5 separate regions of the Mus musculus genome follow, and all the other regions are linked to region 1. A link is a loop called in an ENCODE intact Hi-C map of the cell type or tissue named here. Cell type or tissue: left cerebral cortex. All regions are shown on one strand.

Region 1 (5,000 bases):
GCCTCCTGAATTTGGGGATTACAGATGTGTGTAGTGATGCCTGGTTTGATAGTGTCAGTTTCTTCTTTCGATGTATTAATGTATTTTATTTATATGTATGTGCTTGCCTGCATCCATTATATCCAGAAGCCTCAAGCAGCCAGAAGAGGGCATAAGATCTCCTGGAGCTGGAGTTACAGGTGGTTGTAAGCAGCCACATGCGGACACTGGGAACTGAGATGCAGTGAGTTTCCTTAACTCTTGGGCCATCTCTCCAGCCCCAGTTTAATGACAATAAATTTACCTAAAAATCTTGCTTCCCCAAGACTACGGTCACACACGGCACTCTCATGGCTGTCAGTTATGGTCCTTTGATGGACACCTTCCAGCAATCATTTATTTAAACCTTCCACACTTTATGAAAAAAAAAAATACTGAAGCCCGGAAGAGTTACGTCATTGGCCCAAGGTCATCAAGGCTCAAGGCCAACAAATTTCACCCAAGTCTTGAACCCGAGTACCCAAGTCTAACTCACTGAGCATGGGATTCTCCATCCTGGCAGACAAGCTAACAGGCTTCAGAAATCCCATGGTTTCTAGATGAGAATAATCACCGTGGGGAGACCCACACATAATTAAATATATGGGTACCATTCTGTGGGCTGAAAGGAGAAAACTGAGCTGATCACCCCCATCCATCTGTGGGAAGACAACACTGCAAACACAAACCACCGTGTCAGAGGCCATGTGGTCAGAGCCAAGGGAGGACAGCCAAGGGTCAGCCCGGGCAGCCGAGCGCTGGCTTCTTACCCAGCAACAATCCACTAGCACAAAACAGTAACAGCGCAAGTGTTGGGCTTGCTAAGGCCAGCAAGGCCCCTCCTCCTTCCTTCTCACACAGTTCTGGGAGCTGGTTTTAAGCGCAAAGCTTCTTAGACCACACCCCTGGATGCTCCCTTCAGAGAAGCCCAGGGATGAGAGCATTTAGGGGCACATAGCTCTCTGGCAAGAGTCCTTAAGTATCCGCCGAGTCCGACCGTTTTCTAGGCCAGCCTTACTCTGGCCGTTTCCTTTTCTCCTGAGCCATTTTTGTTGTATTTTACGGAAGTACTGCCCACAGAAATCTCCGCACAAAAATCTTCCCCGTAGAGGGTGTGCAAAGCAGTAAGGTCCCCTTGGGGTGAACATCAGCTCCTAATTTTAAGTCCTTTCGCATTCGAAGTGTAACTCAGTGGCAGAGCATATGGCCAGCGTATAGGAGGTCCTTGCTTTGAGCCACGTAACCAATAGAAAAACACTGTAATAATAATTAAATCCTTCAACGTCACTAAAGTATATATATATTGGTTTTCCAAGACAGGGTTTCTCTGTGTAGCCCTGGCTGTCCTGGAACTCACTCTGTAGACCAGGCTGGCCTCGAATTCAGAAATCCGCCTGCTTTTGCCTCCCAAGTGCTGGGATCAAAGGCATGCACCACCACTGCCCGGCTAAATTATATTTTTAAATGGTTCCTTATATGTTTCTTCTTTTGAATGTGTTGGCATGCTGATGTAGGGGTCACATTATGGGAAGTGTATTAGAAAGGAGGAAATGAAGGCCGGGGTGCTAGACTCCCACGCTAAAGTCACACAACCAAAGCAGGGCCAGGATCTGATCTTGGGACATCTAATGTTCTCTCTGGGGTCCTCTCCTTGCTTCTCCACTGAAACAGTCACATGGTAAACACCTTTGGTGGCTTCGCCCCGCCCCGTGGCCTCGTCCTACCTGGTGGCCTAGTTGAATTTTAGGTCATCCTCAATTCAAGTCCTCGCAGAGCTAATGTGGAAAAATTAGTTTAAAGGGTCCACCTTCAAATTACAGCAAGGCTGGTCCAAGGGTGCACACTCTCTGAGGCCCTGCAAGGGTCACAGGTGCAGTTCCAAGCAAGGCAGGGAGCCTAGGGTGCAATTCTCCATCTGCACACCAGAGGGAAGCCTGGCACCTCACACAGCAAATGGAAATTGTCTGCAGGCCCAGACTCCAAACCAAGCATCCCCCGCACCTTATTACTGTATTCCGCATTAGCACGATGGTAAATTTAGCAGCATAAACACACACACCAAAAAAAAAAAAAAAAAATTAAAAGTCAAGACATGTGACAGCTCTAAAAATAACCGCGTCTCAAATCCCTAAGCAGGAAACTTTTCACTCGGTACCTAAACTAAGACGAACTACAGAGACCTGTAGGAAATACACAGGCGTTTGGTTTGGTCCTGCTCAAAGCCATGTCACATCTCGCTAAAAAAAAAAGAGGCGTCTGGAAAAATAGGGAGGGTGCGGGGAACACTGAAGAGGGGTTGCCCTGGATCCTCCAAGCCTGTGTGAACTTCCCAGCCAGCCTGGGCTGGGGCTCATTTCACGCCCCGATTTCACGCCCCGAGGTACATGTGGGGCTCATTTCACGCCCCGAGGTACGTGTGGGACAACGTCATACAGCTAGCATGCAGGCAGCCCTTGAACAGTCCATTCCTGCAGCCTCGAACTGCCTGAAACCACAGGATCTGACTTTGCACTTGTCGCTCCTATCATCTGGAGGCAATCCTAGCAGCGATGTGACCCTCCCACCCTGCAGAGCTCTCCCTTCCAAATTAGGCCCACCCAGTTACGCACGCACACCCCCACGTCCTTATCACGGATGATCTTGTTTACTGGTTTCCATGGTTACACCTCCCCACCACCACACCCCCATCAGCCGGTGCGGGTTTTCTGCCCGTGTTCCCTGGCATTTAGACAAAACGCACATCGCTGGAAATGGCCACCAGACCTCCAGAAATAAAACCCTGAGTTCTTTCTCAAAGTACAGCCTGGGCAGGACTGGCGGGATCCCTGGCCGTGTAGCCAAGGCTCTAAGGCTGTCAAACCCGCCTGGGTAATGAAATCACTGCACCCAGAAGCCTAAGGCCATCCTGCGGTTGCCAGGGCGACCATTGTCATAACACCCCTGCACGAGGGGCCAGCTGACAGGAGAGAGAACTGTCTGACTGAGAAGGTTTCAAACAACCGGGTCTATTGCATCTAGAGGCGAGGTCCTTGCTGAGGAGAACCCTGGGTCTTCTGCCCTGACTGGAGCCCAAGGCATGGGGGACCCCAGGGTGCAGTCAGTCAGGGGCAGTCAAGGGATGTAGAACATCCCATTGCCCACTGATTTGTGCTGAGGATAGCTGACAGCCATCTCTCTTTCTCTCCCTCTCCCTCTCCTCCATCCTCTCTCTCTCTCTCTCTCTCTCTCTCTCTCTCTCTCTCTCTCTCTCTCTCTCCCTCCCTCCCACCCCACCCCATGGAGTCCAGAAGAGAGCTCTGGAGCTAGAGGTAAACAGGTCAATATAAATTCTGGGAATTGGATACAGGCAATCTGCCCTTAACCACAAAGCCATATCTCCAGCGCCAACTTTGTCTCTATCTTTCCTCTTACTGTTAAGGAACATTACAAAGAGCCAAAGGTTCACAGTATAGACACTCAGTTCCCCGGTATTTCTTCCAGGAACATTATTACACTCTTTATATGTTTTGGAGACAGGTCTTGTGTAGCCCAGGCTGGCCTCAAACTCACTATGTAGCCGAGGGTGATGCTGAACTCTGGATCCTCCTGTATGCTTAGACATACAGATGTGGCAACGCCTCATGTCATTTGTGCTGTGCTGGGGATGGAACCCAGGGCTTCATGCAGGCCAGGCAAGTGCTCTACCCACTGAGCTACATTCCCCAGCATCAATGTTATTATAATATTAACGTTTATGTTATAACAGCCTGATGCCATAATATGGTTATGCTTATAATGTAATATAGAGTCGTGCATTCATGAGTTTGAAATATAACCATATCTCTATTAAATTTGCAGCAAAATTGACACTTGTTGATTTTGACATACTTGCTGTATCTACTAGTCTATTGATAACCATGCTATTAATTCATCAACTATTATTTAAAAATAATCTAGTCATGGTTGAATTCATAGCTATAAGGCTTACAGTGTGCCAGGCACTGGGATAAACACTTTACTAATACCAAATTTGATTGTCATACTTTGTACCTTAAGGGTTGAGCGAAGAGAGCAGAGGCACTGAGTAACCACTGAACCGCCCAAGGCCATGAGCCTAGCTAATGGGACATAACTGCCCCAAGCCTGTTCTGTCCCTGAGTGTCAGACTCTGCTCGCTAGGGCACCCCCACCCCAGGGATCTTGTTAAAAATACACACACGAAGCCCCCACTGGGCTCCACTCCAAGCCCCTGGGACTCCTGGGACCAGGGGCTTCTCTCTCCAGCTAAACAAGGCTCCCAGACAGTTGGGAAAGGCAAGAAGCTCAAAGATGCTGTTTTTGATGTCAGTGTGGTGGAAGAGCCTGCCTCTCCTTGACTCCTGCAGCTACAGCCATGAGGAGCTATAGAACACGTGCACGCACACGCAGACACTGATGCAGATGGGCAAGGAAACAACGCTCAGTCAGTAGTGCCTTACAGGGACAGGAATAAGAAGGATAAGAGACAACCTTAGCCGGGCAGTGGTGGCGCACACCTTTAATCCCAGCACTTGGGAGGCAGAGGCAGGTGTATTTCTGAGTTCGAGGCCAGCCTGGTCTACAGAGTGAGTTCCAGGACAGACAGGGCTATATAGAGAAACCCTGTCTAGAAAAAAACAACAACAACCTTAACCTGTGTCTCCCTTGCAAGCATTTCCAACTTTTCTGGATCAAGGAGGCACCCAAAATGTGCACCGGCTCCTCTGTGGGCCAGCACTGGCTTCAGGGCAGCGGATGCATTACCTAATCCATCCAACTTCTAAAAAACCACCCCAGCCTAAGTTGAATCCAATTTCAATTTGATCAGTCTAAATGACCTCCCACCTGCTCTATCCCCTAGACACATGCTGTAATTCTCTCCCTCTTTACGGATTCACCAGGGGCCATGTTGTAAAGGAAGTGCTCACTGACAGTGGGGAGCCACTCTTGGTGCCTCCATCCTGAACCACGCCAACTGAGAAAGG
Region 2 (5,000 bases), 190 kb after region 1:
GCTTCTCCTCCAAAGATGCTGCTTCCACACCAACAAATCCTAACTGGTTTGCGATGGGGCCCCAAATCATAGGAACCAGAAAAAAATTCAACCACAAGCCTCCTCCTGTGTACTGGCATTTAGTCCCTCCCACTCTGACTCTGGCTTTAGTCCCCTCCCACTCCGGCTCCTGAACTGGATCAGTTCTTTCCTCCTAATTATCCACATACTCACATTTTATCCTGCCTTTTAATTTCTAAACTTCTCCCTCACACCCAAAGAAAAGATTCCATGTTAGCCCCACTCCCACCCCCCATGGAGCTGACCCTACAGTAGCGCATGGCCTTGCTATGCCTCCAACAGGTACAACACAGCTATCCCAGTCAGATCAAAGGGGACAAGACCTTAGTTCAACAATACATACTCACTCTGAAATCAAACCGATTGCCTGGCTACAGCAGTTCTCCAGAACCACAGAGGACTGGGCGTGCGCCACCATGCCCGGTGACAACATTTTTTTTTTTAATTAGGTATTTTCTTCATTTACATTGACAAAAATCTTTTAAAAGATAATTTAATATGAACACTTAGGAGGCAGAGGCAGGAGGATCTCTGTGAGTTCTAGACTAGACCAGCCTGGTCTACAGAATGAGTTCTAGGTCAACTAGAATTACACTGAGACCCCTGTCTTATAAATAAACAAAAACAAAACCACACACAGAGAAATCTAAAAACAAACCCAGACCAGACAAACAAAAATCATATTATGCTTGGGGCTAGAGAGTTGGCTCAGTGGTTAAGAGCACTGCCTGATCTTCCAGAGGCTGAGGGTTCAATTCCCCACACTCTATAACTCCAGTTTGAGGGCATCTGACGCCTTCATAGATGTACACCAAGCAAAACTCTTATGCACATAAAAATAAATCTTAAAAGAGGTGGATTAGCCGGACGTGGTGGCGCATGCCTTTAATCCCAACACTCCGGAGGCAGAGGCAGGCAAATTTCTGAGTTCCAGGCCAGCCTGGTCTACAAAGTGAGTTCTAGGAGAGCTAGGGCTATACAGAGAAACCCTGTCTCGAAAAACCAAAAAAAAAGAGGTGGATTAGCTGGGCAGTGGTGGCGCATGCCTTTAGTCCCAGCACTTGGGAGGCAGAGGCAGGCAGATTTCTGAGTTCAAGGCCAGCCTGGTCTACAGAGTGAATTCCAGGACATCCAGGGCTACACAGAGAAACCCTGTCTTCAAAAACCAAAAACACCAAAACCAAAACAAAAGTGTGTATGGAGAGATGGCTTAACAGTTAAGAACACCGGCTGTCCTTCCAGAGGTCCCAGGTTCAATTCCCAGCACCGGTTCAGGGATCTAACCCTCTGACACAGATATACGTGCAGTCAAAACACCAGTGTACATAGAATAAAAATTACTAAAAAAAATACTACTCTCATATTTTCATTCATTTTTTTATGTGATTTTAGGAACCCCATAAGCTATCTGGCTGACCGGACCAGCCTCTTAACAGCAAACCCTGTTTTCAGGGGAGTGACGGTGCACAAAGTTGGAACCTACAGAGGAAGCGTCCTGATGTTAGCCCCAGCTCCCACATCCCTCATAGCACACGCTAGAGTTTGGGTGTATCTTCCCAAGTTCCCTGAAGCCTTTATTCCCGTTTGTTTGTTTTTTGGTTTTTTGGTTTTTCGAGACAGGGTTTCTCTGTTTAGCCCTGGCTGTCTGCTCACTTTGTAGACCAGGCTGGCCTCGAACTCACAAATCTGCCTGCCTCTGCCTCCCGAGTGCCTCCTCGCCCGGCTCCGGTGTTGTTTTAGTAGGAGGGGCTTATGTCACTAGATTAATCAGAGTCTAGGTAGAGTTAGTCAGCTTGAGGCTAGGTTGATACGAGGTGAGTCTATTCCTGTGTGCACGCGTTCCTTCCCACTCTATTCGTCCTGTTTCCTGCCGGGCATATGTCTCAAGCTGGCTTGAACTGGCTATATAGTAGGGGTGACGTTGAACTTCCGATCTTCTTACTCCCTTCTGTGCTGGAATGGCTGCAGCTCCAGATGCAGTTCCTGCAGTGTCAGGCAGCGCCCTCTAGTGGCTGAGCCCCAGCCCCAGCCCTCCTCTCCCCCTTCCCTCCACCTCCAGCTTTGAGAGGTGTGATAGGAAATGGAAACCTCTGGAAGCTGACCCATGCTCATGGACTGGTCAAGCATCAGTACTGTGAGCCAAATGTGCTTCTTCTACATTATAAGCCGTGGTGTCTTCTGTTACAGTAACAGAGAAACCGACAGGGGCAAGAAGGTAGAATTTTCTTTTACTGGGCACAACGGCACCTATCTTAAATGCCACTCATTTGATCCCCATTTTACAGGTGAAGAAACGAAAGCACAGAGAGGGGAAATAAACTCCCAAGCTGTCACAGCCTCACATCTGTTTATAAAACAAAATCGCTGGGGTCCTGTATTTCCCCAACGAATAACGAATTTTTAGTTTGGTTTTGTTTAATTTTTTTTTTTTAATATTTAAGTGGTGTGTGTGTGTGTGTGTGTATAAGTGCCTACAGAGTCCAGAGGTGTGGTCTGTGGTCTGATCCCTCTGAGCTGGTAGTTACAGGGAGTTGAGGGGCTGGGAACCAGTACAAGCTTTTAATTGCTGAGCCATCTGGCAGGGCTGTTTTTTGATTGTTCGGGTTTTTTTTTTTCTTCTTCTCTTTCTCTTCTCTCTCCCTTCTTTCCTTTCTTCCTTCCCCTCTCTCTTTCTCTTCCCTCCCTCTCTTTCTTTCTTTCTTCCTTCCTTTTTCAGATTTATTTTTATGTAAATGAGTGCTTATCTGCATGTACACCTGCATGCCAGAAGAGGGCATCAGATAACATTACAGATGGTTGTGGGACACCACATGGGTGCTGGCAATTGAACTCAGGACCTCTAGAAGAACAGACAATGCTCTTAACTGCTGAACCACCTCTTCAGCTCAGGCACTCATCTTATTGTGTCTTATAGATCTTTGGTTAACTATTGAAAAGATATAAACACTGTGCACAAAGAAACGGAACCACATCTTGTTGCTTGTTACTGTTGGGTCTCCCATTCCCAGAAACAGTCTTACTCTCTGGTATCTTGTGCTTAGCATTCTGGTATTGACTGCCCACCCTCTACCCTCCCTCCTCCCCCTCCCCTCCCTCTCCTCCCCCTCCTTTCCTCCCTCTCTCCCTCCTTTTTCTCTTTCTTCCTTTCCTTCTTTTCTTTTCTTTCCTTCCCTTTCTTTCTTTCTCTTCCTCTGTTCCTCTTTCTTTCTCTCTCTTTCTCTCTTTCTCTCTTTCTCTCTCTCTCTCTCTCTCTCTCTCTCTCTCTCTCTTTCTTTCTTTCTTTCTTTCTTTCTTTCTTTCTTTCTTTCTTGTATTTAACTTGTCAAAGCTATCAGGGCTGGAGTGCTGGTGACCCCTGTAACTCCAGATTCTCAGGAGGCCAAGGCAGGAGGAGACTGAAGCAGGAGGAGTCCAAATTTGAGGCCAGCCTGTGCTACATTGCAAGGCCGTTTCAAAATAACAATTTAAAGGTTACGTTTGGTGTCACATGCCTTTAAAATCCATGCCACTCAGGAAGCAAAGATAAGTGAAACCCTAAATTCAAGGTCTACAGAGTGAGCTCCAGGCCAGCCAGAACTACACTGAGAAACCATGTGGGAAAAAAAATGAAACAAATAAACAAACAAGCAAAACCATCAGAAAACAAATTAACAATTTCTAAAGAGCTACATACCGGTTGCACCTTAATAGCATTTGTAAGACTGTGATAAAATAAATTCACCTGGCAAGACAGGTTTCCCTGGTTAAGAGCAGGTGATGCTCTTCCAGAGGACTGGAGTTTGGTTCTCTGTATTCACATCCGGCAGCTCAGAACTGCCTGTAACTCCTTATCGCCTGTAACTCCAGCTTCAGAAGGTCAGACTGCGCCCCCTTCAGACACACACATAATAAGGTTGTTTAAAAAGTAAAAAAACAACAACAACAAAAAGATATACTTACAACAATTATTTCAAGGAGCTTAAAAAACACACCGGAAACAACAAAGAAACAAAAACCAGTCCTTGCAGGTCTAAACTGGAATTATAAATGTGTTTCAGTGGGACATGTTACATCATACGACCCTCCCCCCTCCCTGCCCCCCAGCTCTTGGGAGGTTGAGGCAGGAGGATCAGGAATTTCAGGGCAATACAAGCTAATTAACCACTTTCAAAACAAAAACAACACACAAAAAGGAAAGTGTTCTAGTTTTCTTTGGTTGCTATGGTGACCATTATGACGTCACAAATGGAGGCGGAATGGATTTTTTCCAGCTTATGCTTTGATGGCCATCATTGAGAGAAGCCAAGGAAGGAAACTAAAGCAGAAGGCCAAGGAACTCTGTTGCCTGCGTATTAGCTTTGCCTAGGCCCATGGCCTAGGGATAGCACCGCCCACAGTGGACTCGGCCTTGCGACCTCAGTTAATCAAGAAAACGCACCATAATGTGCCCAGGTGCCGTAGGATGGAGGCAGTTCCTCAGTCGAAATTCCCTCCTCAGGTTTGAGCTGTGTGACCTTAACCGCCAAGACTAGCCATCAGACAAGGGGAAGAGAGGACCAGAGATAAAAGTAAGAAAAATTGTCCATGCTTTCTGAATCTAGAACCAAGAGACGAGCTTACTTACAAACTTGGTCACCAGGTGGCGCTCTCAGCCCTGAGTGGACTTCGGATCCCTCCACCAAAGCCATCTGATAAAGATCCAGCCAAGATGCATAAAACTCAGAAGAATTTTAGAGATTTCCGTTCAGCCAATAGCCACTGTGGTCCAGAGAATTCAGGGAAGGCCAAGACTTACTCAATGCCTCTTTCAAGGTCACAGCTCGTGGGAAAAGCCAAGAACCACACACAGTCCAGGCTCTGATAGTCTAAAATGTATCTATCCCACGGTCCTTGATCCATTGTTCAGAACTCCTGGAAGGCCCTCCTGTCCTTAAATACTGGAAAGTCACTTTTGCACAGTG
Region 3 (5,000 bases), 78 kb after region 1:
ACTTGGGAGACAGAGACAGGTGGATTTCTGAGTTCGAGGCCAGCCTGGTCTACAGAGTGAGTTCTAGGACAGCCAGGGCAACACAGAGAAACCCTGTCTCAAAAAACCAATATAGATAGCTAGAAAGAGAGAGAGAGAGAGAGATACAGAGATACAGAGAAGTAGCTGGAACGCTAATGAAACATTTATGCCCTAATGGATTCAGGGTTCTGTTGTTGATTTTTGTTGTTGTTCCTGGTAGGTTTTGTTTTTGTCTTTTTCAGAATTTGGGGGCTAAACATGCTATATTAGGCAAGACCTCCACCACTGAGCTACAATACAGTTCTCTTTTCCTTTTTAATTTGCGGCACAATGTTACCATGTGGCCCACGCTGGCCTTGGATGTTCCCTCCTCCCCATTCCAGCATCCCAAGTGCTAAGATTACAGGTGTGCACTGCCACACCCAGCTTCGATTAGTAATTCACAAAGTGTCCCTAATCAGAAACACAAGGTCTGGGGCTTGAGGATACAGTCAGTGGTAGAACCCTCATCTAGCATTCACAAAGTCCTGGGTTCAATTCCCAGCACCGCCAAAGAAAAACTACGCACAGAAGTACACCATCTGCATACTAAATGCAGAATCCTGGACCCTCTCTCCAGTTTCAGCTAAATTCGAATGTGGCCATCAGATGCTGGGAACCCACATTTTAGTCAGCACCACCATGAGGCTTCAGGCTATCAGATAGCTGGGAGGGTCAAAAGCTTGGTGACTGCAAACATGAAGTCTGGCCCAACCATACCTTCTCCAGGGCTCCTCTCCTCTACCCTGGTCCTGGGGAGCTAGGCAGTTGAAACTGTCATGCTTGCTCCAGAAGCGTCACTGGGCATTGTGGACCAAGTGTTGGTGTGTCCTGTGGTACCCTCAAGACTGTGAGATCCAGAAAAAAAAATGTGCTTCCTGTTGTGTGGGCTACTAGGTCAATTTGACAGAAGCTTGAGTAATCTGAAAAGAAGGAACCTCAGTTGAGCAACTGCCTCCATGAGATCCAACTGTGAGGCATTTTCTTAATTGGTGATCAATCGGGGGTGGGGGAGACTCAGCCCATTGTGGGTGCTGCCATCTCTGTGCTGGTGGGCCTGGGTTCTATAAGAAAGCAGAATGAGGGGCTGGAGAGATGGCTCCGCGGTTAAGAGCACTGACTGCTCTTCCAGAGGTCTAAATAAATAGTTCTTTTAAAAAGAAGAAGAAGAGGAAGAAGAAGGAGGAGGAGGAGGGGGGAGGAGGAGGAGGAGAAAGAAAAAAGAAAGCAGACTAAACAAGCCATGAGGAGCAAGCCAGCAAGCAGCACCTCCCATAGCCTCTGCGTCAGCTCCTGCCTCCAGGTTCCTGCCCTGTGTGAGTTCCTGTCCTGACTTCCTCCTTTGATATATTTCTATGGAAGTATAAGTCAACTAGACCCTTTCCTCCCCCACTTGCCTTGGTCACGGTGTCTCAATTGCAGCAATAGGAACCCTAACTACGATAACCTATGACTCGAACTTCCCAACCAGCACATCAGCCCTTTGTCCCCTAATTTCAAATACAAGACATCTTGCAGAGATATCACTGAACCAGGTGCCCGTTGTTTGTGTATGTGTCTGCAGAAGTGCCGGGGATTGAACCCAGGTCACTACAAAAGTCAAGTGTTCCACCACTGGGCTCCATCCCCAGCCACAGAGTGCCTGGCTCTGTTAATCACTGCTCTCCAGGGAGTCAGCGAACAGAGGACAGAACACCATAGCAAGAAACAGAAGGAAACTCTGAGCAACTTAGACTGTAATCGTCCGCCTAGACTGGGGTTTGCTGATGACAGGAGAAGAGACATGGTGGAGGTGGTGGCCCTCAGGGGCCTGTATGAGCTTTCCCATGTATAGTTCTGAATCCAAATCTGTCCTGGGCCCCTGTGCAGAAATAAGGACTAGGCTAACAACAGCCCACACCTTTTCATCCAGCAGCAATCGTTAGTCAACCCCCCCTCTCTCTCTCCTTTGAGAAAGGCAATGCCTGGGCCTCCCAACACCCTTCCCACATTCACATTTATCTTATTTCATCCCTGGGCTCATGTTCCCGCTTGACAGGTGAGCATAGATACATAGCCAAGGGCAGCAAGCGCCGTATTTAAACACACATACATACACACACACACACACACACACATACAAACTCCTCTTTCCAAACCATAGTCTCCTGCACCAATACAGACATCAGGTCAAACTTAAAACCATGGAGGAGAAACAAAAGGCCTGACAAATGAGTCCAAGAGGTGCATTCATACAGATGACCCCATCAGCCAGGACTGATGAAACACTTCAGGCTTCCGGAACTCACAAACCAAGCCAGAGGCCAACCGAAGCAGCCAGCTCCGGGATACATGGCCATACCAATGGGAAGCCTCCTTTGCTCTGGGCTCCACAGCCACCACTCTCTGGCAGATGCCAGCTAGTGGGAATTCCCAAATTAAATCATGCAATGTGGACAGCTGGGCCTTCGAGGGAAGGAGGTTGAAGGGGCTGCTTGAATCCCTCTGACATTTTGAACAAGGTAGGTTGCTGGAGGATTTCGGTACACCAGGTCTTTCACAAAACCCTGAAAGCATCCCCTAGAGGGGAAAATGGCCTTTGAAGGAAAACAGTTCCTTCCATTTCTTGGTGGTAACTTTGTAGCCATCCCTACCACCCTCTCTTAGCAAACTGCTCCCAACTCCCCTCAAGTTCTGCTGGAGAGAAGATGCTACAAATGAGCCAAACGAAACTCCCGTCTCCTGGACCCCTATCCTCCAAGTCTCACCAAGGCAGCCCAAGAGCATTTTCCCCACGCCACCTAGTGCAAGAACCACTCCAGGCAATCGTAACATTTACACATTTTGGGCCTGCAAAGACCCCACACATACACATACACACACACACACACACACACACACACATCAAACGATTGTTTTAGAAATGGGGATTTTTTTTTTTCTCACGCATCTGGTTTTCTAAGGCGTAGATTGGGGGAAGGGGGGGGTGAGACACAGAGCAAAAGGTTGAATTCATTTAAGCAGCCCCATCTAACCAGGCAAAACCACCTTTGACCACCTGCAGAACGCACAAGGTCACGTGGGTTCCCTGCAGCTCCTTAACATAGCACCCAGCACTCAAGCCCCCGTAAACAAATCTGAGAGAGAGAATGAGAATAATAATATAATAATAATAAATAATAACAACAATAATAACTCCCTCTTCCCACAAGAAAAGAATAATCATGGCAACAGCTACAACCCATAATAATAAATACGGAACAGCAATTATTACTGCTACCACCACCACCCGGCCGAGCACAGACAACAGCCGCACTGGGAAGGGAAGGGAGGGACAGCCGCGCTGGCTTTGCCAGGTGATAAATCATAGCGCATCATTCGTGCCCACCTGCTTTAGCCCCCCCCCCCCTTCCCAGGCCCTCCGTCAACACACAGAATCCCAAAGGGAAAGGGGACAGACTGGAGAAGGGGAAGGAATGGAAGGATTGCCCCCCACCCCCACCCCAGGCAACACCTACCTCCAGGGTCCTGATCTCCTTCTGCGTGAGGTCGTTGGAAGCTGCACACTTGGTCCTAAGCCCTTCCAGATTGGAGATGCTCAGGTCGATCATGTTCTGAACCAACTCGCACTGCTGCAAGGCTTTTTGCAAACTCAGAGGTTGCTGCTCTTCGCTTTTCGTCATGTTTTCCTCATCCATCGCTTGCTCTGCAACCCCCCCTTCCCCTCCTCCTCCTCCACCTCCTCCCAGAAAGAAAAAAAGGGGGAGGGAAGGAGTAGAGGTAGAGGGAGTCCACCCCCACCCCCCCTACGCCTCCCCAACCTCTGCGACTTCTCAGCGGTGTCTCCTGAAGAAACCCAACATCTCACACAAGCTTGAGGGGAGTGGGGGGTGGAGGAGGGGACAAGAGCCAAAATTTATTATTATTTGGGGCGGGGGAGAGTATCAGGCAGTCTGCATTAGAATGTCCCTTGTCTCCTCTCTCCTCTCTCTTTCTCTGTGTCTCTGGTCCCTAAAAAGGGAGAGATGCCCGTTTGTCAGAAGCCAACCAGGTGGTAGGGTGCAGTCTGTACACTTAGAGAGGAGGAGGAGAAAGAGGAGGAGAAAGAGGAGGAGGAGGAGGAGGAAGGGGAGGAGGAGAAGTGGAAGGAGGAGGCAGAGGGAAATAGAGCTCACGCTTCGCACACCGGCTCCGTGAAGGGCGGAATTATATGTATATAAATCTATTTGGCCGGGCTGGCTTTTATGTCAAAAAGGAGCGCGCCTGCCCCCCTCCTGGTCGCGGTGACACGGCATGGTCCGCGGGTCCCCGCGCTCAGCGCGCTCTCGGGATGCTGTGCGCACGGCTGGCGCGGCTGCGGCGCCCACTGCGGCTGGCTGCGGTCTGCTCCCCGCGACAACGCTGCTGCTGCTGCTCCTGCTGCTGCTGTTGCCACTGTCGCCGTTGCTGCTGTTGCCGCCGCCGGGCTCCAGGGGGGACGGCTGCTGAAATCGCTCCTGCCTCGCTCCACACCGACATCTTGCCTGTCAATCACTGGGCGGGGTGGGGAGCGGAGCGGAGCGAGGGATGCAGCGCCGAGAGGCGCCGTGCGCGCAGCCGGTCCCCGGGTCCCCGCACTCTGGGCGCGCCTGGGACCCGCTGGCGGCAGGCGGCGCGTGCACCTGCCCGCCGGGCCACCCTCCAGCCGGGGAGGCGGGGTCCCTTGGGACTGAGGGGCTTGCGTGCGGAGCGCAGCCGCTACGATGCCGTGGGGGTGAAGAGGGGGGCCGGGCTGGTCCCCAAGGTGGCGGGGAGGCCCGGCCCGGGGGCGGGGAGAGGTACTCGGTGGCCTGGGTGGGGGTGGGGGCCACTACGCCAGCCCGGATCTCGCGAGACGAGGCCGGAGCGCGGCTCAGCAGGTGCGCGGGGACCCGGGAGCAGGTGCGCGCCCAGCTCACAGGGTTCTGTGCAGCTCTCCTGGC
Region 4 (5,000 bases), 130 kb after region 1:
AGCCCTTGTTTCTTTCTCTGCCCAGACCAAATTCACAGTCAAGTCCCATCAAGTCTGTCTCCGAAAGCCTCCGCTAACCTTCCTTTCCAGCCCCGTGGCTACTTCTTGAATCTCTCCAGCAGCACCTGTTGCCGGGCCTACCAGGCAATCTTCTCACTGCTCTCTGGGGCCTGCTCTGACTCCTCTCATCTGTTCTTACTTCTTAGCTTGCAGTCTCTCTTACCCAGTTCCTACCCTCAGCTCCAGCACGATCAGGCCCCTTTGACTAAGCTCAGTTAGTTCCAACCTCTGGACTTTGCACCAGCTCTCCAAGGCTGCACCTTATCTTCATTGTGTCTGCCTCAAAGGACTCCTCCCTCCAGGCAGTAATCAAGGGCCTTCACAACTCCTCATTAATTCCTTTCTAGAACTCCTGACTACTGAGGTCATTACCACTCCCCCACCCCCACCCCCCCCTCCGGCCTCACCCCCGGCCCCGCCCCAGGCACTAGGAGGTCTGCTCACAGCAGCAAATCTTGTCTGTTTGTTCCCAAAGCAAGCGGTCAGGCTACCAAGAGATACTCGTGACAGACATGCAATACCTCTTAAATACACAGGAAGTGGAGCCCATTGGACTACCAAGATGCATGTGGCATCCACTGTTCATTTGGAATTCTCAAACCCTAGCCCTGCCCAGAATTCACACTCTATTTCTGGGGTCTGGGGGGTTTCATCTTTTGCTATTTCAGGTCAGGAATCTAGATTCTAAAAGAAGACACCAGTCTCCTGGAGTCTGGGCCCAAACTAAACTTGGCAACTGGAAAACAAAACTGTAATTCGTACAGCACTTCCAAACAAACCAAGCAGAACTGGGAGGATCCAGCTTCATCTGAGACAGTACCTGCATGGCCCGCCGCGGCTGGGTCAGGACTTTGGTAAATTAATACGCCCCGCATACTTTCTGGACACCACGTGACGTACGGATAAGTGGGAAAGCCAACATACAGGGAGAGGAGGGCTCAATTAAGCTAATGAGCGTACGCACCCCTTCACATTCTCCGCATTTTTCTCGGGGAGGACTCTCTTAAAAACCTGTCAGCAGTTTCCAAGTACCTAACTGTTATTAACTGTAGTCACTGTCCTAGCTAAAGGAGATTCTGTAACCTTTGACCGACATTTCCCTAACCCTTCCAGGTTTCCCAACTAAACAAGGGATGTGTACAACAGGCAGAACGGGAGGAGGATTATCAAAGCCTCTTCCACACAAGGAAAGCCCCTTTAACAGAGGTGGAGGCAGGAGCATGGCTGGCAGCAAGCTTGGTAATCCTTCCTCCTGCCGAGGGATCTTTGCATTGCTAGGCTGAGCTGTCAGCTTGGAGAGATTTGTTTGGATGGTTGGTTGGTTTTGGTGGCTGGAGAGACTGCCCAGCCGTGGGTGCTGGGAACCAAACTCTCATATTTTTTGGCTGTGAGCCTAGCTTTTAATGGCTGAACTCTGGTCTCTCCAGGCCAGCTTGGAGAGTTTTGACTGGCTGCTCCATCATAATAATCAGCGCTCTGTGTCCATGTCACCTTCTTGGTGACATTGCTAACTCAGCAGGGTGACTAAGTCGCTGTCCTTTAGCTTTAGTCATTTAGCTTTCTTTACACTAGGGAATTCTGGGTTGAGTTTGTGGTTAGCATGCATCTGGGGTCTATTTCCTCCTCAAACCACCTTGCCTGTCTGTCACTAGTCACCAGCCATAAGCAGTTACTGAACCCCTGAACTGTGGAAGTCTATTAAGACTATAATACGGGGCTGGAGAGATGGCTCAGTGGTTAAGAGCACTGACTGCTCTTCCGGAGGTCCTGAGTTCAATTCCCAGCACCCACCCACATGGTGGCTCACAACCATCTGTAATGGGATTGGATGTCCTCTTCTGGTGTGTCTGAAGACAGCTAGAGTGTACTCACATGCATGAAATAAACAAATCAATCTTTAAGAATATAATACATGGAACTGGAGAGATGGCTCAGCAGTTAAAAGCACTCGTTACTCTAGCAGAGGAACCTGCGCTGGATTTCCAGTACCCAAATGGTAGCTCACAATTGTCTGTAACTCCTGTTTCGAGGGATCTGATGCCTTCTTCTGGCCTCTGCAGGCACCAGGTGCATGCATTGTGCAGACATCCATGCAGGCAAAACACACACATAAAATATAAAAAAGTAAATCTAAGAATAGTTTTTAAAAATTATAAAGCACACACCACACTGTAAAGCCTTAGCGGTAACGATGGCTCAGCTGTTACAGCTGCATAGGAGCCGCTTTGCTGTTCCATCCCCAGAACCACCTGGAGGCTCACAACTCTTTGTAACTTGGTACAAAGGCTCCGACGCCCTCTTCTGGCCCCCTCAGGCACTGCACGCAGCACGTGGTGCAGACAAACTGGCAGTTAAAACGCCCACACAGAAAAATTCTTCCGTCTCCAAAACATTCCTATAATTTTTGTTTCATGGCATAAATTAAACTTGAAATATTTTAGATACGTTATCCTTTTTAATTTCAACTGTTGCCTTTTTTTAATGTGTCTACGTTTAAATTACATATTGCTATTATATTACTCTGGGCCAGCAAGGACCCAGAGGGTGCCCGGCACATACCAGATAATAAATATTTGTTGAATGAATAAATTAATTGTAACCACCGTTCTACTGTTTTCTACTGTAATCCTTTTACAATAGACATTATTCAGTTTGAAAAGAGAGTAAAACTCTGGCCTAGTGTCTGGCCTTTTTAACAGTAGCTTGGTAGCTCCCAACAGCTCTGCCCACCGCCTACCACACAGACGTCAATCACTAGGGAAAAACTCTGCACTGGAAAAGATTCCGGTTTAAAAAAAAAGTGTGTGTGTGGGGGGGGGGAGGTGGTCTGGTCACAGATTGCTTTGAGATACAACTTTGAGGCATCAATGGAAACGAAAACGGAAGCTATAAAAAGAGTCACAGAAGAAAACAGTAGGGGCCATTTAAACAGAATTCTATAGGGAAGATACTGAAAGGTTTTAATCTAGATGGAAACCCGGGAGAGGAGCTGCCGCGACACCTTTCCCTGAAAGCCTGGCTCCTGCAAACAAAGAAATGTCATTTCCTAAATGCAAAGGGGACACCACCCCAGGGAACACCTGCCTTTCCAACAACCCCATCCGGCCCTGCCAGCCCTCTGGTGCATCCGAGTCCTCCAGACCTGGGTGAAGCTTCAACTTCACCGGAACAAGTCTGAGCCCTAGGCCTTGACTCTTAAAATCCCCCTACGGAATCTGTCTTTCAGCTCCGGTATTTGGGGACCCTGGAGTGTGGCGACAGCCCCCTCCCCCAGGTCCCCAACCCACGCTACTATTCCGTGATCAGGACGCTGGGACAAGAGCCCTCCAGGGAGAAGCCCCGAGGGGCTGCAGGTCTAGCCATCCCTAGCATCTCTGCGCTTTTCCAGGCGGCCAGCAAGTTCATCCCGTGCTCTCACTTTGAGCTTTCGTGGTGACAGCTGTGGACCTCACCCACTAGGGTGTCGGGACCTACGTGTCACCCCGGGGCAGTGTCCGGGGCCCCACCCCGTTCCCAGGCACCCACCCAGCGGCCGCAGCTACTACCGAGCCGCGATGGGCGCTGAGGCCAGAAGCCCGGCCATGGCGCAGGCGACCCGGGGACTCTGGAGCCATCCCAGTCCAGTGGGCTCGCTCAGGGACGGCGGCCGGTCCCCGCGGTGGCAGGAGGCCGGCTGCCGCAGCTGACAGCGAAAGTGAAACAAAGCTGCCCTCCCCGCCTCGGTCGCCGCCCCGCCGCGGCCGCACTCACCTCCGGCCTCCATGAGGACGCGCGGCCCGCCCCAGGCGGCGGGCGCCTCAGCCCCCAGGGCCGTGGGCCTTCATTCCGCGCCCGCCCCGCCGCGGCCGCGCCCGCCGCCGCCACCACCGCCGCCAATGCCGCCGCCGCTGCCGCCCGCAGAGGCCATCAGCTGCTTCCCGTCACATGGCGGCCGGCGGGGGCGGGGCCGGGGCCGGGGCGGAGAGCTCGCAGGGGAAACGCTGGGGATGCGGGGGCGGAGGCGGAGTGGGCGGCGGGCGCGGGACGCGGAGCTTCGAGGGGGACGCCGAGCTGTGGGGACGGAGGCGGGAGGCGGGGGGCGGGGAGCGGGGGGGGGGAGGGAACGCCGGACTAAAGGGACGCGGAGCCCGGAGGAAGCGGGGCTAAGGGGACCCGAGGTGGGGGGGAACACTGGGCAGAGCAGACAGAGAAGGGGGCAGGGGAGCCCCGGGCAGGATGGGGTTGGGGGTCTCCGAGAGCATCCAAAGTGGAAACCTAAAATTGGAGCGAGTAGAGATGGGGGTGGGGCGGGCAAGGGCTGGGGGTGTCGTGGAGAAACCTAAGGGACTGCTCGCTCGCTCGAGGCTCAGGGAAGCTGCCCGGGTCATGATGCTGGCTGGGGGGCAGGGAACTGGGGATCCCAGCGGGAGCTGAAATGCTGGCCTTGACAACGGCCCCAGCGGGAGGGATGCTGGGAAAGCCAAGGGGGAGGAACTAAGGGGAGAGGAGGTCAAGGTTAACCCCCACACACCCCGAGATTTCCCTCTTCGTGTCCTCAGATGCTAGTGCCTCGGGTCCTGGTCCTGTTTGTGTCGGGTGGATTTAACTTGGAGCCAGGGTAGGAGAAAAGGGGTTTTAAGTAGTTCCTGTAGTTGTTCCTTGGCTTTGGACTTTCTCATGGGCTCTGTAATCCCCTGGTAGTGTCCTGTCACCACCCCACCCACCACCCACACTCAAGGTCGCTCCAGTCCCTTTTCCTGTTTCCAGCCTGGACTTTTTTTTCTCCAAGTTCAATGTCCCCATTTCCTTCCCTTTTGAGTCATAGATCTCTTTGTAATGTGGAGCCAGGGAAGGAAAAGTGATGGGTTTAAGTCTGCTCTCCCATGTTTTTTGAGCTGGAACGGTAGGAACCTTGCTTCTACATTCTTGCTTTGTATGCGTCTCTCTTCCACTTAGCGTTT
Region 5 (5,000 bases), 110 kb after region 1:
AAGACCTCTCTCCTAGTCTTTCTTAATCTGAGTACTCTAGTCTCCTCCCCCCACCCCTGCCCTCCAGGCAAGCCATGTGCAATTAAGGCAGAGTTGCACACAATAAATTATAGGGAGCCAGTGGATACTCAGGTGAGGGTCTTCCGTGAGGGGATGTAAACGGTCAAAAAGTCCAGCTAAGGTAATTCTTTTGTAAGTGGACACAGCTGAACTCCCCCAGATGGCAGCTGCTTGACTCCAAAGGTAGTTAAGTACACCACCAGGCTGGCCATGAGCTGGATATGCAGTCAAGGATGATCTTGCGATTCAAACGGCCAAGCTTGACAGCTAAGTTCGATTCCCAGGACGTCTGCATAAGAAAGAAGACCAACTCTTGAAAATTGATGCACATGGCCTCCACATGTGCAGCGAGGCACACACAAATTAATTAAAGTTAGTTTTCTTTCGAGTTTTTAAGACAGGGTCTCACTATGTAGCCCTAGCTGTCCTAGAGGCCACTCTGTAGACCTTGAACTCACAGAGATCCATCTGCTTCTGCCTCCCAAGTACTCGAATTAAAGGCATACCTGGCTCAAAGTAAAAGCTAAAGATGAAAATAAAATTGGTCACCAGGCAAACGGTGAAGCTCACATTTAATTAATCCCTGCACTTGGGAGGTAGAGGCAGGTGGATCTCTGGGTTTGAGGCTAACCTGGCCTACAGAGTGAGCTTCAGGATAGCCAAAGATACAGAGAGAAACCCTGTCTCAAAACTAATCAAATAAATAAATAAACAAACAAACAAATAAATAAATAAAATTGGTCTGTAATCCTCTTACTGTAGGAGAAAATGCATTTGTGTGTATAAAACACAAATGTTTGTATGTATTTATATGAATATATGTATGCATGTATGTGTATATATGTAACTGTATTTATGTGTATATATGATTGAATGTGTATGTTCTGTGTGTATATATATGTGTGTGATATACATGTATATGTGAGTATATATGTATGCATGTATGTATGTATGTATGCGTATTAACTGTGTATTTGTGTATACTTGTGTGTATGTATCTGTATGTGTATGTGAGTGCAGGCGTATATCTGTTTATATGTATGTGAATGGGGATGTATGTATATGTATATTTGTAACTGTGTGCATACCTGTATATGTACGTGTGTCTCTGTGTGTGTGTTGCTGGTTATGGAACCGAGGTTGCACTGACCACACACCTTGCTGCTCCTTGCGGCTTGCCCCTGCACTGACAGGATCGGGCCCTGGTGAGGCCCGCGGTGGCTCTGGCTTCAGCGCGCGGTCACCCTGGACCTCGTGCGAGGAGGCTGAGACAGCCGACTCAGGCGGTAACTCCGCTGCAGGCCGGCGCCTAGGGTTACCTAGCAACCAGCACCTTAGCAACGGGGAGGAGGCGGGCCGGGGGACGGAAGCCGGAAGCCGGAGGCGAAGCCTCGCGAGGGTTGGTTTGCGCGCGGACTCCGAGTGCGGCGGGTCAGTGGCAGGGACCCGCAGCATCTGTCAGTCATGACGGCGGCCGCGCCTTCGCAGCAGCGGCCCGCGGCGGCCCGGGCCCGGAACCTGCCCTGGTAGGAGCGGCCCCACATCCCGCTTCCCGCTCTTCCTCCTAGGAGCTTTGCAGATCCTTCCCCGCTCCCGGCCTTGGCGCCGCAGCCGCTCCTCCGCTTCCATACCTGAACGGGCTCTGAGCTCAGCTTAGCCATCCTCGGGGTCCTCGAGCATCGCCTCTGCGCTCCGATGACCCTAATAAATTGATCCTGGGTTTCTTTAGAAAGGTTCCGAGGACGGAGGAGTGGGTAGGCTTGGTTGGATTCGAACTCGTGTCCGAATTCAGCGCTTGCACTCTATCCCCTCTTTATTTGCGGGGGAGGGACCGTAGCAGCGCACCCTGGTGGAGGTCAGAGGACAACTTGCAGGGACCTGATCTTCCACCCAGGGCCCCAGCGCCTGCATTCTGAATGGCCCTACAGCACCTTAGCGGTGTTTTAAATGAAGCAAGCCTAGCCATGCTTTCATTTTCTTTTCTTCTGGTCTATCCTGAGGAGGAAGACTTGTCTCAGGCCACACGGTATTTAAATTCTCAGGACTGGAGTCACAGACCGTGTGGCCTTTTGAGTCTGGCTTCTCGAACTCAAGGGTTTTCTGTTCTGTAGCATGGTTCAGCACTCGATTCCCTCTTGAAAGCCACATCATAAGTGGATTGCCCGTTCTCTTGCTTATAGGTATTTGAGTATGAGTTCCGTTTGCGCAGTCTCAGCGCTGTTGGTGAGGGGCAAGGGGGAGCTGTCCTGCCCACTGGAGGATGTTAGCAACCTCCTGACTCCTACTCAACAGATGCTGCTAACACCCATTGCACAGTTAATACAGATAACTGGCCTGACCGATGTCCCCTGGGGGGACAGAACAACTCCTGGTTGTGAGAGCCAGTGCTCTGTTCAGACGCGAAGGGTTTCTCTTCCTCTGCTGCTTAGGATGTGAAGGGGCTTCTTTGCATGTAACAGAACATGGCTTGAGTATATAGATTGTAACTTAACGGTGAATCCTATTTCAGGGTTGAGAAGTACCGGCCACAGACCCTGGCCGATCTCATTTCTCACCAGGACATTCTGAGTACCAGTAAGTATCTGTCTGTTGCTGCTGTCCTTGTGGAGGGTTGGGTCCATTTCGTGATGACGATGTCTCTGCTGGGTGACCCTTAGAGGATGCTCTGAGCCTTTATAGAACCGGCCATGTGTCGCCTTCTCCATAGTGTACCAAACTGTCTCAAGATCTGTTTGGTTTTACTGTTTAGGTGTTTTGTTTACACATGAAAGTGTGTGCACCTTGTGTGCCTGGCTCCTCCAGAGGCCAGAAGAGGACCCTGGATCCTGTAGGCAGTTGTGAGCTGCTATGTAGGTGCTAGGAACCAAACCCAGATCCTCTGCAAGAGCACCCGGCTTAACTGAGGCACCTTCCCAATCCCCCCATGTCCCAAGAAGACAACACAGAAGAGGGATGGTTGATTTTGAAGAGGTTTTGGTTCACAGTGCTTGGCTCTGTTGACTCTAGACCCTTGGTGAGCACAACTTCGTGGCAGTGGGAGCACTCTGCTCCAAAGTGGACAGGAAGTAGAGAGCTAAAGGGGTGGGGGAGCAAGCAGTATGACCCTCAAAGGCACGAGTTTGGTGACCTGACTCCTCCAATGAGGCTGTGCCTCTAAACCAGTGGCTCTCAACCTTCCTAAAGATGTGGCCCTTTTAATACAGTTCCCCATGTTGTGGTGACCACCCCCCCCCACCATAAAATTATTTCATTGCTACTTAATAAATGGAATTTGGTACTGTTACAAATTATAATGTAAATAAATGTCTGATAGGCAGGGTATGTGTGCGATATGTAGCTCCTAAAAGTGTCGAGACAGGTTGAGAACTTCTGCTCTCAACTTAATAGACCCTCCCAAGATAGCTAGTGTGGAAGACAGATAGACAGACAGACAAACTGTGGTGTGACTTCAGGACTTCCCCTCCCTGTCTACTCCGACTAGGACACTGAAAAACTGAAGCATATCTGGATTTAGCATAACCAGGTCCTAAGGTGATTGTGTAGGACCCAGAGACTGACACATGTCACCCCTTCCTGTCCCTCAGTTCAGAAGTTCATCAGTGAAGACCGCCTGCCACACCTACTTCTCTATGGCCCTCCAGGGACAGGAAAGACATCCACCATCCTGGCCTGTGCCAAGCAACTGTACAAAGATAAAGAATTTGGCTCCATGGTCTTGGAGGTGAAGGAGACACTCTCACTCCACAACAGCTCAGACCTCCAGACACTTAACCTTTGTCCTTCTTTTATTCCCTGACCATCTGAGTCCTGGCTGTGTTTGACCAATGGGATCTTGTGTGTGTTTTGGGGGGAGTTGGGGGGTGTCAAAATGGGGGATACTGCTTAGACTTGCTAGGGCATTAACACCTGGCAGCCTCTACTTTCTGCGGGGCCAACTTAGAGGTTGTACCCTGCCCACACAGCCTGCTCTACCTGCCCACAGCTCTTGTTGAACCCCTTAAGATTTCGTGGTGATAATGAATACTGCATATCTCTTTAGTTTAGGCTAGTGGTTCTCAATCTTCCTAATGTTTCGACCTTTTAATACAGTTTGTTATGATGTGGTGACCCCCAACTATAAAATTATGTTCATTACTACTTCACAACTGTAATTTTGCTACTGTTATGAATTGTAGTACAGTTATCTGTTTTTTTGATAGTCTTAGGCAACCCGTGAAAAGGTCATTCGACACCCCTTGGGGTCAAAACCCACAGGTTGAGAACCACTGCTCGACAAACACCTTTAAAAATGTCTCTTCATCAGGATCTTCTTAGATTACTGCTCTGAGCCATGCTGTCTGTGAACTCTTGGGACCTTGGCTGACAACCTTAATACCCTTAGGTTACAAAAACCTAAATGCTGTATTTGAAAGAAAAGCATTTGAGGGACTGGAATGTAGCTTATTTGATAGAGTGCTCGCCTACTATGCACAAGGTCCTGGGTTTGATCCTTAGCATAATAAACAGACTATACACCTATAATCCCAGCATGCAGGAGGTGGAAGCAGGAAGGTCAGAAGTTCACGGTCATCTTAGGCTATGTGAGTTCAAGGCTAACTTGAATACAGAAGACCCACAATCAGAAGAAAAGCATTTGACTCAGGCAGTGGATCTGAAGCTTAGCCCCTTGCTGTCCAGAGTTCTTTCTTTGGCTTATTCAAAGCACAGTAGCCTGCAGGTGGTGAGAACTAAAGTTAACATCAATTGCTCACGGCAGAGGTCCTGGGTCAGGGTCACCAGGCCGTGTTTATTTCCTACATTTTTGTGGATGATCCTTTTAGGATGTTGTGTGATGGTATTGTGAGGCTGTGTACAGGGTTTTTGATGATTGTATCTTAGCTGTCATTAGACCTGAATGGCTGGCTGACACTTCCAGCCACTAGCTTGTAGCTGGCACAGGG

The links. A loop is a pair of places that touch in the nucleus more often than their neighbours do. Peaks named below come from ENCODE experiments on the same cell type or tissue, not always from the same donor. Only the 100,000 strongest peaks of a DNase experiment are listed, where the experiment ranks them.
Region 2: it touches region 1 in a loop (6-fold over the local background); 27 of 42 quality-filtered maps call a loop at or near these places.
Region 3: it touches region 1 in a loop (8-fold over the local background); 6 of 42 quality-filtered maps call a loop at or near these places.
Region 4: it touches region 1 in a loop (10-fold over the local background); 3 of 42 quality-filtered maps call a loop at or near these places.
Region 5: a loop joins it to region 1, with 4 times the contacts of the local background. A loop is called at or near these places in 10 of 42 quality-filtered maps.

What each region holds. Positions count from the first base shown.
Region 1 is chr5:117,491,117-117,496,116 of GRCm38, reverse strand. All of the region lies in intron 1 of Ksr2 (kinase suppressor of ras 2), which reads right to left. Among named protein-coding and RNA genes, the nearest start is that of Gm42013, 9.3 kb to the right of the region's middle. In left cerebral cortex, CTCF peaks have their summits at 142 (motif pointing right) and 1,934 (motif pointing right); DNase peaks (open chromatin) are centred at 859, 1,970 and 2,654; H3K4me3 peaks cover 719 bases; H3K27ac peaks cover 985 bases.
Region 2 is chr5:117,304,866-117,309,865 of GRCm38, reverse strand. No RefSeq gene overlaps it. Among named protein-coding and RNA genes, the nearest start is that of Gm52828, 6.3 kb to the left of the region's middle. In left cerebral cortex, CTCF peaks have their summits at 2,042 (motif pointing left), 2,841 (motif pointing right) and 4,675 (motif pointing right); DNase peaks (open chromatin) are centred at 2,048 and 4,683.
Region 3 is chr5:117,413,566-117,418,565 of GRCm38, reverse strand. It overlaps Ksr2 (kinase suppressor of ras 2), which reads right to left and starts at 4,564. Exons shown (of 20, transcript NM_001312914.1): 1 at 3,558-4,564. The coding sequence starts at 3,737. In left cerebral cortex, CTCF peaks have their summits at 2,809 and 4,496; DNase peaks (open chromatin) are centred at 2,759, 3,769, 4,429, 4,890 and 1 more place; H3K4me3 peaks cover 3,203 bases; H3K27ac peaks cover 2,390 bases.
Region 4 is chr5:117,356,284-117,361,283 of GRCm38, reverse strand. Wsb2 (WD repeat and SOCS box-containing 2) reads right to left here and starts at 3,979. Exons shown (of 9, transcript NM_021539.5): 1 at 3,811-3,979. The coding sequence starts at 3,823. Gm42012 (a long non-coding RNA gene) reads left to right here and starts at 4,424. Exons shown (of 2, transcript XR_878716.2): 1 at 4,424-4,657. In left cerebral cortex, a CTCF peak has its summit at 2,368 (motif pointing left); DNase peaks (open chromatin) are centred at 3,171, 3,990, 4,508, 4,840 and 2 more places; H3K4me3 peaks cover 2,901 bases; H3K27ac peaks cover 2,970 bases.
Region 5 is chr5:117,385,503-117,390,502 of GRCm38, reverse strand. Rfc5 (replication factor C (activator 1) 5) reads left to right here and starts at 1,480. Exons shown (of 11, transcript NM_028128.1): 1 at 1,480-1,586; 2 at 2,570-2,634; 3 at 3,645-3,781. The coding sequence starts at 1,525. It overlaps Gm15728 (predicted gene 15728), which reads right to left and starts at 1,381. Exons shown (of 2, transcript NR_166496.1): 1 at 1,218-1,381; 2 at 1-349. In left cerebral cortex, CTCF peaks have their summits at 1,232 and 1,910; a DNase peak (open chromatin) is centred at 1,408; H3K4me3 peaks cover 1,578 bases; H3K27ac peaks cover 1,254 bases.